Regions from separate parts of the Homo sapiens genome. Here all the other regions are linked to region 1. A link is a contact called in ENCODE Hi-C or POLR2A ChIA-PET data. All regions are on one chromosome and are shown on one strand. Each heading gives the region's core, a stretch centred on a gene start or an enhancer-like site at or near the end of the contact. The rest is flanking DNA. Distances are from core to core; before and after follow the strand shown. Region 1 holds the start of SPTLC3 (serine palmitoyltransferase long chain base subunit 3). Region 2 holds the start of ISM1-AS1 (ISM1 antisense RNA 1). Region 3 holds the start of ISM1 (isthmin 1).

The links. A loop is a pair of places that touch in the nucleus more often than their neighbours do. ChIA-PET counts read pairs that join two places held with the same protein, here RNA polymerase II (POLR2A). Pooled maps may share reads with other maps.
Region 2: a map of mammary epithelial cell shows a loop between it and region 1 (2.2-fold over the local background). The contact joins the promoter of ISM1-AS1 here to the promoter of SPTLC3 in region 1. A Hi-C loop is called at or near these places in 1 of 168 maps with a recorded cell type or tissue (mammary epithelial cell), 3 of 37 single-sample maps with no recorded cell type and 10 of 50 pooled maps. POLR2A ChIA-PET finds 5 or more read pairs at or near these places in 1 of 52 experiments (CD4-positive, alpha-beta memory T cell).
Region 3: a pooled map shows a loop between it and region 1 (3-fold over the local background). The contact joins the promoter of ISM1 here to the promoter of SPTLC3 in region 1. A Hi-C loop is called at or near these places in 1 of 37 single-sample maps with no recorded cell type and 8 of 50 pooled maps. POLR2A ChIA-PET finds 5 or more read pairs at or near these places in 1 of 52 experiments (CD4-positive, alpha-beta memory T cell).

Annotation. Positions count from the first base shown.
Region 1 is chr20:13,005,978-13,010,818 of GRCh38, reverse strand. It overlaps SPTLC3 (serine palmitoyltransferase long chain base subunit 3), which reads right to left and starts at 1,847. Exons shown (of 12, transcript NM_018327.4): 1 at 1,435-1,847. The coding sequence starts at 1,551.
Region 2 is chr20:13,237,282-13,242,122 of GRCh38, reverse strand. ISM1-AS1 (ISM1 antisense RNA 1) reads left to right here and starts at 2,436. Exons shown (of 3, transcript NR_040043.1): 1 at 2,436-2,670; 2 at 3,019-3,139; 3 at 4,014-4,703. The region is part of intron 1 of ISM1 (isthmin 1); the gene reads right to left. It also overlaps a transcript of TASP1 not described here.
Region 3 is chr20:13,219,403-13,224,243 of GRCh38, reverse strand. It overlaps ISM1 (isthmin 1), which reads right to left and starts at 2,970. Exons shown (of 6, transcript NM_080826.2): 1 at 2,330-2,970. The coding sequence starts at 2,467. It also overlaps a transcript of TASP1 not described here. RefSeq lists silencers at 2,539-2,608, 3,068-3,187.

The sequences.
Region 1 (4,841 bases), core at 598-3,097:
AGAAAAGTTAAGAAGGAATCTCTTCCCAGATGAGATCCCTCAGGGTCAGAATAATCACAAGGGTAAGTAGATGAATAGCTTGTGAGTTACAGGCATTCCAGAGGCAAGGATCGTCTTGAGTAGTGGCCTGAATTGATATTTAGTGATGCATAAGTGGTGGATATTACTGCAATTTCCTTCATACAACTGACAGGAGTTGAGCACCTTCTCTTCACATTGCTCCAGGTTTCAGATCCTCAGGTGGGACAGGCCAGTTCTGAGGTTTCTGATAGACACCTCCCAGCGTTGGACAGTGCCTTTTGTTAAGAGGGGAATGCTTTTGGGGACCACAGCCTGTTTACACACAACTCAGGCTCTAGAGCTCCTTTAGCCTCTTCCAATTGCACACACGAATGTAATTCACTGAGAGGAGGACTGGCCCCAGCCAGACCCACCTGTCCTGTGATCTTAGAACAATCTGCCTTTCCTGTGGGTGGATACTTGCTCTCTGGATGATCAAATGATGGAAGATTGCATGGGGCTCCCTGTGCCACTTCTCTTTCCAAACAGGAGGCTACCTGTTTGACTACTTGGGCTTGCTCCTCAGGCAGATGAGCTCACTTCTGCTGCTCAGAGCAGAGTGACACGGGATGTCCTGTGGGGAGTGGGGAACTGCCTTACATAAGGACCTCACAGACCCAGGCTCTCTCTTAAAACAAGCTGACAACTTTCCTCGAGTTCCTCCTGCCTAGGACACTCTGCAAACATCCCGGTGCAATAAGAGTGAAAAAAAAAAAAAGTGTCAAGTTGGAAAATACAAGTTTGTTTTAAAGATGCTGTTCTGTTTTCTGAGAGCAGTGTGTCACAATCAGCCCTGCTTTCTGAAGTGTTTTGGAAAAGAATGTCTGTGACGTCACATTTCAAAGAAATACTGTGGCCTCAAATCAAGTAGTGAGCTAAAACAATGCTCCACTACACACCAATAATAACTCGCCTTTCAAACAGTGATGCATTTCTCATGGACCTGGGAAGAATGCCATCTCCACCACATAATGTCAGCAAAATGTACTTTCACTTCCTCTTTTTCTTCTGAAGCATGACGGTTGTAGCAGGTCTCTTGGACAAAAATATATGCAAAGAGTTGGAACTTTCTTAATTCTTCCCTCCCCGCAAAATGCTTGAGACAAAAGTCTAGTAGGTACATTTGTATTTTAGGGAGCCTGAAGCTGTGTGAGTCTGTGTGTATCCTCTTTTGCATACAGAAGACATTTTCTCCTTAATCCACACCTAAACTTTTTGGTAGCCAAGCACTTTCTATTAACAGAGTCAACAGTCAAAACATGTAAAAACCCTTCATAAGATGAACTCTAAGTTAGGACAGCCTCAAATATCTTCACAGAGAAATATTGAAACGTTCAGGTAATTCAGAGAAGAGTAGGGGAGAGTGCCTCTTACCTGGGCTTCCTTCACTATTCCATTCTTTGTGCAGTTTCTGCTTTGTGAGCCATTGCTCTGTTTCTTGTGATTGTGAAGTTTCCCGTTGCAAACAGCACCACCTCCAGGGTTAGCCATGGGTGTGAAGTGACAGAGCCCGGGACAGGTTTTCCTTCAGAGGTCTCTGCAGGCTTTAGTTTTCAGTCTGCGAGGGGATGGGATAAAGCTCTTTGGGGCTGAGCCCTTAAAGGAATCTTACCAATCAGGCTTTTCCAGAAGAAGAGCAACAGCCTATCTTTTTGTCAGATCGTTGAAACTAAAACAAATGGTTACCTTTATACTTCTCAACTCCCGTCAAAATGTGAACTCCATGGCAACAAACCTGCTTCCGAAACTGTAAAGGAGATTGTCCATGCTGGCTCCTTCTGGGGACTGAGGGAACCTGGGGACTGAACAACCCAGTGGCAAAGTGTGAGGAGGCGGGCTGGGAGGTGGAGAGTCTTTTAAAGACACACACACACAGCACACTCACAGAGTCTTCTAAGTAACTGAGTTCTGAGTTAACCTCTTTTTCCCACCCCCTCTCTCCTGCATGTAATTGTGGTTTTTGGTTGTAAACCAAGCTCAAAAGTTAATATTTCTTTTTGCTATAAAATAGCATTCAGAGGTGGTTGCCAGGGCCTGGAGGGATGAGGCAAAGGGAAGTTATTGTTTAATGGGTACAGAGTTTGAGCTGGAGCAGATGAAAAAGGTATAGTGATGGATCAGTGCACAACAATGTGAATGTACTTAAACTAAACTGTGCACTTAAAAATGATTAAAATGGTAAGTTTCATGTGATGTATACATTTCCATAATTTACAAATGATTTGAAAAGATTTTTAAAAACCCAGTATTCAAAACCAACCTATGTTAAAATCAGTACTATAATAAGGGGGTACCAATCCATCAAGAATTCCAGTAAGACAGATGTTGAGGAGACAGAATATTTGATGACTGCGTTATCTTTATCTCGTGACCTTGGGGGAGGTATTTACCCACTTTATGCCTCAGTTTTTCCATCTATAAAATATCTGCTGAGGTAGAACAAAAATCATGCTGTAGCTTGGGTTTGTTACTGACGCAGGTGTGAGGTGGTTGATGACTGCAGGGTCCCAGTCCTGAAACACATCTGGTTTACTCACTAACTCTTATTCTCTCAATGCATGAATCTTCAAGGCTTTGTTTCTTCCTACCATCATCAAATGGCATGGTGACATGATTTGCTGGAGAGTCATTACAACCTGTTGAGTCTTCCCAAGTCCACCCTTGTGGTTTTCCTGAGTCGAGACTTCTTTAGCATCAGACTCTAAGAAAAGAAACCAATTTATTGGGGCAGTAGACAAAAACAAACAATCAAACACACACACACAAACAAAAAGAAAGAAATGGCCCCTGTTTCCAGAGCCTCATGTCCTGTAACTCAGCTCCCTTGGACAGGGTTCAGTTCTACTCCAGATTAATGTAGCTTTTGGAGGTGGACATGCTAACGCTTCTCCTAACTATGACTTGCATATGAGGGTACCTGCCTTTACCATCCCAAGGAATGCTGGAGGAATAAGATAAGGCCTGAGGCCAAGGTGAAAGACGGAGTTAATACCAAGTGTGTTCAGCCCAGTTTGTGTCTCAAGTTCAAAAATTTTATCGCATTTCTCTCAACCTTTATCATCAAAGTAGAAGTAGATTTTCACTGGTCTCTCCCTTCCATGGCTGTTTCACTGAGATTTGGGGGCTAAACTCTTGTAGGTTTATTTTCTTCTAAGATTTAGGAAATGGAGAGATGAAGAGGTAGAGGGGAGCACTATTGTTGGCCCAACTGCCTCACGTTACTTAGAAAGACAAGTTGAAGAGAGGGCGTTATTTTCCCTGAGCTCTATTGCTCAGTGCAAAGCATTTTTTTAATAAAGATTTTGAAATAAAACTTTTTTAACATTAGATGTCTCTTTTCTTTCTTCTTTTCTTCTTCTCCATCTCTTTCCTCTTTTCACATTTGTCCTTTTCCCTTTCCTCCCCCACCCTCCTCTTCTTTTTCTTCTTCTTTTTCAAATTTTCTTTTTACAAGGGACAAAAGGTATATATAAAATAAATCTTAAAACACAGCTGAATTCTGCTTTCTCCGTTTCCTTCCCCTAATTGCAATTGCTAAGGTTAGGTAATCACACATAGATTTCTGAGAAATATCTACTACGTGCTCTCACTCTTGAAACTTTTCTATTTTACTTACCGTATTGGAATGTGTGCATTGTTGTGTGTACAAAATTATATTAACACACCAACCATTTGGCATCAGGCACTGCTGGTATGTATAGTCAGTGGTGACTCATTGCTTCATACCATCTCCAGTTAAAATAAGCGAAGAGTTCTGTTGAAGTCAGTGGTAGGTTTAGGTTTAAGGTTTGGAGCAATACTAAAACACAGACTAAATATTGAGCAAGATTTGGCATCTCTGAACAACTAAATACATTTTGGATCAACTAGTAACCTCAGAAAATGTTTGAATAAGTACTCTGTATTTGCTGAGTCCTTGGTTCTCACAAGGAATAAAACATACACAGTCTCCACCTTCACAGAACTAAGACTCAGCAGTACCCACATGCCTTCTACTTAGGATATCTTACTATTAAAGGTAGAAATAAATCTTCCCACTAGTACATTAAAGGCAAAGATGATAAAATTAGCAATGGCCTTGTGGTGTTCTCCAAAGTAATGGTTTTGCCCAGATGCCAGATTCTCAGCTCCTCTCTTAATGAAGCAGCCAAAAAGGGAGATAACAGAATGAGGATAGGCAAGAAAGGGAAGGACAGAGGCTTGGCAATGTGTTGTGAAAACGCTCTTGGAACAACTTGGGGATAGAGAGTTGGCAAAAATGGGAGGATATGAGCAGAATGAACTGTCAGAATTGTACAGTGTACAGAAATCTGTTCATTCTCAGTGACTCAAGTTTTACCCATGTAATGGAGAGTGATGCTCATGCAAAACTAAATTTTCAACAGGTTAAGTGACTTTTCCAAAGCCACAGAATAATATGTGGTAGAAGTGGGTCATGAACTCAAGAATGTCTGGGTCTAAGTGAGTGCCGTTTTCCTTACACCATGACACCTCTCCTTCAGCTGTTGACTTGAGAACCATCAACCACCAAGAAAAGAAATAACAGAATCTGTTATTATTTGGGAGATTTCATTGGATTGGCCAAATAATGAATAAAAATGCTTTATTTGCTTTTTGATGTTTAAAAATTTGCAATATATTAAATTTTTTTACAAATGACTAATGACATGTCAATATCTACTAATAAGTCTACGTGGAAGTACTTAAATTTCCCGAAGAGTTCAATCTGGAAAAATTCTCATCGTAGAGACCATTCATTTCCATAGATTTCCCCATGAATA
Region 2 (4,841 bases), core at 1,187-3,686, 230 kb before region 1:
TGTCAGTAAACCTTCTACATAAAGACACTTTCCATTCTTTTAACTCATTTTTCCAGTTTTAAAACTCATTGAGATCTCCAAGCCACTGCCATTTTCTCACCTCCCTTCAGCCTTCTCTTGTTTTTACTTTCCTTCTTCAACAAGTGTTCTTTTATTTTAATCATTTCCTTGCAACGGCCCTCAACTCTGCTTGCCCCTTTCTCTTCTCCTTATATATTTGACTGGCAACACCTCCATTTTGGTTGAACTCAGTGATCCAACTTCTGTAGGTTAGTAGCCAAGCAGGTGGGTGATGGGAACAATAAAAGCATCCAACTTGACAAACTTGCTTTATTTTAGATTCATGTCCTCAAACCCTCAAATGAATACTAAGCACTGTTCCAAAATCCAACTGCCCTTCCTTCACAACCTTACTTGCTCCAGTATCCAAGATGACCATTTTATATCTTCTCTCCTCAAACGTCCTACTTGTGCTCCTGCCCTCACTTCATATTTCACTGATGGAACAGGAGTCATGAGATGGTAACTCTTTTATTACCATCACTCTATTTATACTCCTGTCTGCATAGCTCATTTTCTTTCTCTTCCCAATTGTTACACAGAACAAGCTTTCCTGCTTCTGTGAAAGGCCAATGCTCACACATAGCCCCTTGCCTTCTTGAAGAATTCACTCCTCATTTCTCCTCTCTCAGTTTTGCATCATCAATCTCTCCCTTTCTATTGGATCGTTCTCATCAGCCTCACAGATGCCCTGGTATCTCTGATCTTACATGAACCAAAAACTCTTTTTTGACCACATGTTCATATATCTCCCCTTTTTATAGTAAAACTTTTGCAAGACTTATTTGTATATTCTGTCTCCATTTCCTCACCTTCCATTTGTTCCTTTACCCAATAGACACTGGAGTCTGTTCCCATGATGCCTCTGCAACTGCAGAGCAGTTGGTGACCTCATTCAGGTCACCAGTCATGGCTGCGTTGCCCAGTTGAATGAGCACTTCTCTGGCCTCATCTTTTTTGTTCTCACAGCAGCATTCGATAGAAGTCCTCTCTCCTTAAGGCATTCTTCTCCCCTGGCTTCTGTGACACACCTCTTGGTTCTCCTTTTACCACTTTCATCATGACACCTCACTCTCAGCTCCCTGTCCACTTCACAGCCTCCCTGCTATTATCTTCACTTACATGTCCCAGAGGCATCTCATATTCCACATGTCCCATATAAATCCACTGACATGAACTCTACCCTTGTGAAACTGGAAGCTGTCTTTGACTCTTCACTTCTTAACTCTGAAATGCAATCCAACAGCATATCCTGTTGGCTCTGTCTCAGAACTGTGCCTTGCATCCATCCACTCTTCTCTACCCTGGTCCACATCCCATCACCTCTTACCTGAATTATTGTGAAATTTTCTAACATATCTATGTTCTTCCCTCTCATTATCCACTGATCAGATGGAGCCATCATTTAGAAGCTCTTCAATGGCTGCTTCCTCACCAATCCTAGAACAGCCATATTCTTTATCATGACCTGCAAAATCCTTGCTTTTTTCTGCAAGTTCATGTGCCACTTTCTTCCTTACACACTGTTCTCCAGTCTCTTTTCCATCCCTTAGTCATGCCAAAGTCCTTCCTATCTCAAGGCTTTGGTGTTTGTGATTCCGTCTGCCTGACTGGCTCTCCTGAGTTCTTTGCAGAGCTGGTCCTTTTATTCCCCCAGCTCAGGACTCAAGTGTCACTTTTCCATCAAGTCCTTCCTTGACCACCCTCTTTTAGTAGGAACTCCCAGTTATTCCCTATCTTTTGCTCCCTGTTTATGTCCTGCTAAGCACCTATCACAATCTATAATAATTCCTTTATTCTGAATCAATTATTGTCAGTTTTCTTTCTAGAACATAAGCTTGTTCTCTATTGAATCTCCAGTGCCTAGCACAATATCTGCTGATCACAGCCACGCGATATGAAAGTGCTGAATGAATGAATGGAATTGTAGAATGCCATGTGGCTGGGCAGTGCTCAATGCTTATATGTACATTATTTCATTTGCCTTACTGCAGTTTGGTTGTATATTAAATAAAAGAGACAATTCATGTCCATTTAATTACCTTTCTGCTCCTGTAACAACCTAAGAGCAACCACCATGTAGCAGGATCCCAGCACTTTAGATGTACACTTACTCTAATTCTCTTTAGCTAAGTGGGGCTATAAAAACTTTTACAGATGTTCAGAAATGGGGGATTGTGTGGCTTCATGAAAGATGACTTGCTTTGGAGTCTGGTACTGGCTGTAGGATAAATGAATGGTATGGTCTTAGCCAAATCTTTTAATTTCTCCAGGTTTTAGATTCTTTGTCAATGAAATGAGACATTGGGGCTTGGCTTTCTTGCCTACAACAACATTCTAGAATTTGGTGAGTGTCTGCAACCTGCCTTCTAAACAGAGTGCCTCACCATGGAGTGCAGGTGGGTTGGAGCACAGATGAAGCCCCGGTCCAACCTGGGCATTCCTGCAGCCATGTGCAGTGACCCTTGTGTATGTGAGTACCTGTCATGTGCCCACGTATCCTGGTGGCACAAAAGGTACTTCATGTAGATTGTCAGGACCAAGACACAGAACGTTCTTGGGGCACACCACAATAATTCCCCCACTAGCATTCACCTTAAGATGAAAGAAGTAAGTAAAACCCTTCTCAGATCTCAGGGAGGACCCTGCAGATGGATCCCTGAAAACTTAAGGCCAAGGCCATTCATGCCCATTATTGGGTTCGTCCAGACCTTAGCATTAATCCTGGCCTTGGTGAATAAGAAGTGAAAGAACCATTGTGGGGCATGAGAGAACCACACCAGACAGAGTTTCAGGGCAATGAGTCCCTGGGGAGAACCTGGAACAGAACTTCGAATACCTAGTCTGCCACAGATTTTTTCCTGAGAACTTGCCTTTCATTATTTCTATTTAATACCTGCTGTTCAATGTTTAGATTCACTCTCTTTGTGATCCCAATGCCTCTTCAAATGTTTCCAGTTTTTTTCTAGTTGATGTGGATTCCCCAGATTTATCTCATTTCATGATGTCTTCGGAATTGCATGTTGTGCCACCATCACACTTCACACTCTCAGTAAGGAGCTCTCAGTTGTCTCACCTGGTTCGTGTCTTCCTGAATGTACCAGTGAGGGGAGCAGAGAGGGAAGGATGCACTGAGTTGTTAGCCTTTTTCCAGCAAAGTATGGAGAGCTGAACCTTTTCAGGAGTAATGGGTTAAACAGAAGTGGATGACTTGCCCACTCTTTAGAACGTTGTATCCTCTATGGGCTGATCAACTGCTATCATGAGTGAACCTGAAAGGATTATTCTGGATTGGTCAGTTTTCAGGAGGCTGGTCATTTTGATCGTAGATGTGACTTTCTCCACCACCTGGGTCAGACTCCATGTGAAGCCAAAAACATCCTGTATATTATAAATAATTTTACTTTTTTCCTTCTTGGAAAGTTAATAACATTCTTCATTTTCTGATAGGCATAAAAACAACTTTGTTGTTTTCTAGTTGAGTTCTAGTATCTGGAAATGCTAATAAGTCTGTGAGATTTTCACACTGGAATTATGTGGAGTGATGTCCATGTGGGTATTGGGGAACTATGTATAATCGATCCAGGAGTTTAATTTGGCCCCAACCCTTAAAAAAATGTTTACCCTACTGAAGGGCAGCTCCAAATAAGTTAATGAGTAATGGGCTATGAATTTTGCCATTTTGCCTGATTTTAGTGAGGTGGCCCTCTGGTTTGAAGTAGATTGCCTCTCATTAATGACCTTCTCAAGAACTTTCAGAGCCTAGGGAGAGGGCTAGAGCATAAAAATATAATTCAAATTAGTCCCCAAAAGTCACCATGTCCAGTAGAAGTCTCTCAGGCCCATGGCTGGACTTCTGGGAATGTTTGGGCAATGTAACCACAGTGATGTTTATTAAATGGAATGTCCACCTCACAGTGCTCTCAAAAGTATTCTTTTTTTTAAATTTTAAGTTATTGCTCCTCTTTATTGTAAACGATGTCCTATAAAGAAGATATATGTCTACAATTGAGCTTTGAAGGAGGACCATGGAGCCAGTTCCTTTTAAGGGGAATGAAGTCAAGCAGTAAATTTGCTGGTCACTCTTTTCATATGGACCGCATCTCAGCCAGCAGTTGGTCTTTGATGTTGTAACAATGGCACTGGGACCTGAGGCAGAGGAGCACCCCCATAATACTGAAACCAGCCTGCATTCATTCTAATTTGGAGAACAATCTGTGGGATAGTACGCACATCAGGGAGCCCAGAGAGTGAACTCCAGGGCTGTGGGTAATCTTTCCCAGTGAAAATCAGCCATCTCTTCTACACCATGTACCCTGCCTGCTGCATTCTTTACTCTTTTATTAAAATTGAAGTATGATATTCCTACAGAAATATACACATATATAACTCTACAACTCAATGAGATTTCACAAACTGAAGACACCTAGGCAACCAATGCCTAGATCAAGAGGCAAAACATTACCAGCACCCTAGCTGCCCTCCTTGGACTCCCTTTTCATCACTTCCCTGACAAAGGTAACTCTCTTCCAACAGCACAGGTTCCTTTTTCCTGGTTTTGAACTTTACCTAAACAGAATTATCCAGCATGTACTTTACTGTGCCTGGTTTCCTTCACTCAACATTACATTTGTGAAATTGTGCATGTTGCATATAGTTGTCATTTGTTCATTCCCACTGTGTACACTTAACTACCTTATTATCCATTCTGTTGATGGCATTGGGGTTGTTTCAAGGTTGGGGCCATTTTAAACAGTGCTGCTATGAACATTATTTTTTAG
Region 3 (4,841 bases), core at 1,721-4,220, 210 kb before region 1:
AAAACAGCAAAATTATGAACTAAACTGCTAAACTCATCATTCTGCTTGGAAAAGTGTGTGCATTGAGTGGACAGTCTCACCGAACACTATTACAAGATAAGCTGAAGCTGGTGGATTAGCAGCTACTTGGGACTCAAGATATTTCTAGGAGCATAACTCTTTCTAAATCCCCCATTTGTTGTGTCCTCTTGGGGCAGTTCTTCAGCCAAAGCCCCTTTTGAGAATTCAGTCCACTTCCCTTTTAGAACTGCCACTTCCACCAGCTGCTTCTCTCATTACCTTACTGTTCAAGCGGAAAAGGCCAACCCCGGGTTATTCTAATGATAGCAAACACCTCATAAAGTAATCTGCCAAATTTACTTTTCCACAGAACATCATTTTTATGGCTTTTCATGAGTCCATGAGGAAAGAAAGCATCATGTATAAAATATAACTTCCAGAAATCTTGAAGATATTAAGAATTATCTCCGCAGTGTTAGATTGGTGGGTGCCCCAGTCTATAGGATGGTGGCATCTTCAACTTCCGCATAGAAATTCCCTCAGTCTGTCACTGTACTTATCTACCCACGGGAGAAGGTGAGAGAACCCACAAAGTTAGGACATTTTTAGAAATGTCTCAAAGTTAAAACAACTTTAAGCTTTGGGGTGTGTACTTTTCTACTGTTTTGTAATTGCGTGCAATAATCACCTTGCTTTAGTCTATCCTGGTAGAGACAAAATTTGGTGTAATCAAGAGTTTGGAATGTCTGAACTTTGACAAGTTTTTTAACCTCTCTGTACCTCAGTTTTTGCATCTGTAAATGAGGCTATATTAACAGTACCATGTCTTGTAAGATTATGGTTAAATTAAGTGAGTTAAATTCTGTAAAGTACTTAAAACGGTGGCACGTAGTAAACACAATGGAAGTGTTTTATTAGTTTTCTCTTTACGGTAAAGTTTTTCGCAATAAATTGTATAAAGATGTAAAAAGTGAATTATCAAAGACAATGAATATAAAGGCCTTTGGGAACAATGAATAATGCTTATTTCATTTTATTTATTTATTTATTTATTTTATTTTATTTTATTTTATTTTATTTTTTTTTTGAGACGGAGTCTCGCTCTGTCGCCCAGGCTGGAGTGCAGTGGCGCGATCTCAGCTCACTACAACCTCCCGGGTTCAAGCAATTCTCCTGCCTCAGCCTCCCGAGTAACTGGGACTACAGGCGTGCGCCACCACGCCCAGCTAATTTTTGTATTTTTAGTAGAGACGGGGTTTCACCATGTCGGCCAGGATAGTCTCCAACACCTGGCCTGAGGTGATCCACCCGCCTCTGCCTGCTAAAGTGCTGGGATCACAGGCGTGAGCCACCGCGCCTGGTTTGAGCAGATTTTAGGAGCCAGAGAATCCCCTCTGCCTCCTGGGAAAATCCCTGCTTGCTTTTGCCTATGCTCCAAGTTTACAGTTGTCCCACCCCTAGACTCAAGGAAAGGCGCTAACATAGCGGCAGGAAATGCCTAGCTGGGCAATTCTATTCCTAAGTCAGAACTCACATTATGTCTGACCGTCCACTACGCCCTCTCCTTGCCCTGAAGTTGAAATGGATAAACAGAATCCCATTGCTAAAGCGACCTTCAACGGGGAAGATCCTTGGGAGAAAGACTTTGCTACAAGTTTAAAAGCCCCAGGTAACCCTGGCCCAAATCACTACCGGTGCCTTCACTCTGCACCTTCCCCATGACCAAGGGGGCACAAGGGGGGAGGGGGGAACCTCAGGCGAGGCTCCCGGAGGAAGAGGAACACTGGAAGCAAGGGAACCCTGAGGGTGAGGAGGGGATGCCTGGCTATTCTCCTTGGGAAATTATGTCCTGACCTTTGGCATTGCTTCCTAAAGGGGTAGACTCCCGGAGTTCTTTCTCCCAAAGACTTCAGGGATATCATCCTATAAAGTCTCCTTGCGTCCCTCCAGCCTCGAGTAACATTACTCAGCCTCCGAAGGGCAACGAAAGACTGGTAGCACCCCCAAGCAAGCACATTCTCCACACTTCCTCTGCTCATCCCAAACCTCGCTCCTTCCCACCTCCCCACCAACCCCGCACCTGACCCGTGACAGACAGAACTGAAGGAGCGCAGCCCGCAGACCTGGAAGCCGGGTGCAGCCTCCAGGCACGTGCCCCCGCTCCGCCTCTGCCTAAGTCAAGTGGCCCGGGCAAAACTACTGCCAAAACAGTTGCTCTTAGGTGGGGCAGGGGACCTGCCTCCCTGCATCCACCCGGCACTAGCTCAGCACCCCCGCCCCACAAACCGTCCCCGCAGCCGCGCACGGCCCTCTCCGGCGGCGCACTCACCTGCAGCTGGGCTTGGCTGGCGTTGCCCGCGGCCGCGTCGGGCCCGTCGGCGGCTCCCGAGCCGCGCAGCACGGTGATGTGCAGCGTGAGCAGCAGCAGCCCCAGCAGCAGCAGCAGCTCGGCCGCCAGGCGCACCATCCTTTTGAGACGCGCGGCTTTAGGACCCGGCGCGGCGGCCGGCGGCGGCGGCGGTGACGCCGGGGGAGGAGGAGTAGGAGCCCGGGAGCCCGGCAGCGCGGCTCCCGCCTCGGCTCCCGCCAGGGCTCCGCTTCCCGGGCCCGCGGGGCTGGCGCTGGGCGCGGCGGGGTGTGCGGGGCCGGGGGAGCAGGAGCTGCCGGCGCCGCCGCCGCCGCCGCCGCCGCACCACGGCGGAGCCACCGCGAGGCCGGGGGTGTCCAAGCCGGCTGCGGAGCAAGCCCCGGCGCTGCCTGGCGGCGGCGGCGGCGGAGACGGAGACTGGGTCCCGGGACAGCCCGGGACCCGGGCCGGGCCGGAGGCCACCCTGCTGGCAGGGGGCTGCGGGGTCGGCGGCGGGGCGGGCGCAGCCGAGCCCCCGAGCGCACATGGGCGCCCCAGATGTGGCCGCGGCGCCGCAGCTGGAGCGGGAGCGGCCGCCAGAGAAGCGCGGGGAGGAGGAGGAGGAGAAGGAGAAGGAGGAGGAGGAGGAGGAGGAGGAGGAGGAGGAGGAGGAGGAGTAGGAGGGCTTCAGCTGCGGCCGGGAGTTACCTCCACGCTTGGCGCCCCCGCCCTCGCCGCCCCGAGCCACTCACCCGGCAAGCCACCTCCACTACTCTCCGCGCTCCTCGGGGCCGCCTGCCGCGCCGCCCCGCACTCGGAGTCCCGGGGAGGGCCGGTTCCAGATGGGGGCCCCGGGCACACCGAGGTTGTCACGGTTTGGCGGTAGCCGGGGCGCCCTCGGCGGCAGCGTCAGCCTGCCGGGCTGTACCAAGTGCCCGCTGCCGAGGTCGCTGTGACGGGCGCGGGTAGAGCCCTTGTGCACACTGAGGCTCGGGGCTGTGGGTGGGTGGGGTGGTGCCTGGGCTGCTTTAGAAACCTTTATTGGCAAACTGGAGCTGGAGTTGCAGTGATGGAAAACGGAGGGGGCGCCGGACAAGCCATGCGTCTGCCTGCGACCCCTGCCTGAAGCAGTCGGGGGAGAGGAGGAGTGCCAAAGTGTCGTTCCGAAGGGTCTTGACACTTGCTGGGCCGCCCGCTAGCCGGGCACGGCTGTTCGCGGATCCGCGGCGCCCCGTAGAGCCTGGGAAGGGAGGGGAGTCCGACTCTCTAGGCGTTCGTCTGGTCACGGGCGCAGGTGTTGGCTGGAAGCTGCAGAGACGCAGTGCCCGCGGCTCAGGCGCTCAGGAACTCGGAGTGAATCTCAGCTCTAGTGGGCTTGCCTCTGTGGGGGGCTCATCCCGGGGGTGCCGCGCCCAGAGGGGATTTGGGGGCTGGCGTCGCGCAGCTGTCGATCCCGGGCCACCGCCTCATGACCGCGCTGCAGCCTCGGGCTCCCGCGTGCGGCTCATGCCTTGCAGTGGGCGGTTGGCGAATGGAAGGGCTCTGGGATCCGGCTGAGGGCGCGGAGTCCGAGCGTCAGATGCTAGAGCGAACTGTGTCGGTCCGTGGCACCGCGCACTTCCCTCCTTGACCTTGCTCGGGCTCCCGCCTTACCGAAGTGACTCGGAGTAGCGGACGCTCAGTCCGGCCGGGACTTTTATACTGCGCTTCCCCTCCTCCTACCCGTTCCCTCCCTTCCTCCTCCCCAGCGCCGGCCCAGCCCTTCCCTCCCAGCGAGCCAAGACCTAGTCCACGCGTTCGCACACAGCCGCGTCGCACATTTCCAAGCCTTTCCCGCGTCCCGGACCCCAGTGCCTCCGGGATGGAGCCTCCGAATTCTCCCTTGGTGAATGAAATTAAATAAATAATCAACTCTTTCTTGACGGCACGCCTCCCTTTCCCCCTCCCCAATTTCCTACCTTCCTTCTCCGCGTCCTAGAAAGATTTAAGATTCTTAATTCAACTGCTTTCGAGTTCTCGCAAGGCATCTCAACCAAGTATTAACCAAATTAAGGCAAACCCTTGCGCCTTTGCGAAGGTTCCTCCGGTCACCGCGGTACTTTGCAGAATTTAAATAGCGGTAGTTAAGGTAGGGTCTGCTGGTTGGGCTTATTTGTGCCCGGGAGAGGAAGGGCTTGCTGCCTCCTTAAAGATGCCTGAAGCATCTTTAAAATTCTAACTAACTCCAGCATCTTATTAATAAATTGGCAGCTGTTTATAGAGTCTGCTATATTTTTTCCTTTTCATTATTTTTTTTTGGGTGGGGAACGGTGCGAGGGAGGAGGGGAGATGTTTGGAGGGGTGCTTGCTTTGGATTTTTAGGCAGCCGGGCCTGTCAGACATCTTATTTCTATCTCTAGGCTCTAAAATGCCAATAATTGTCACTGGAGTGCGGGTCGGGGGGAGTGGGGGGAAACGCGAAACAATAACCGTCCGTATTTCAGATGGGAGATCA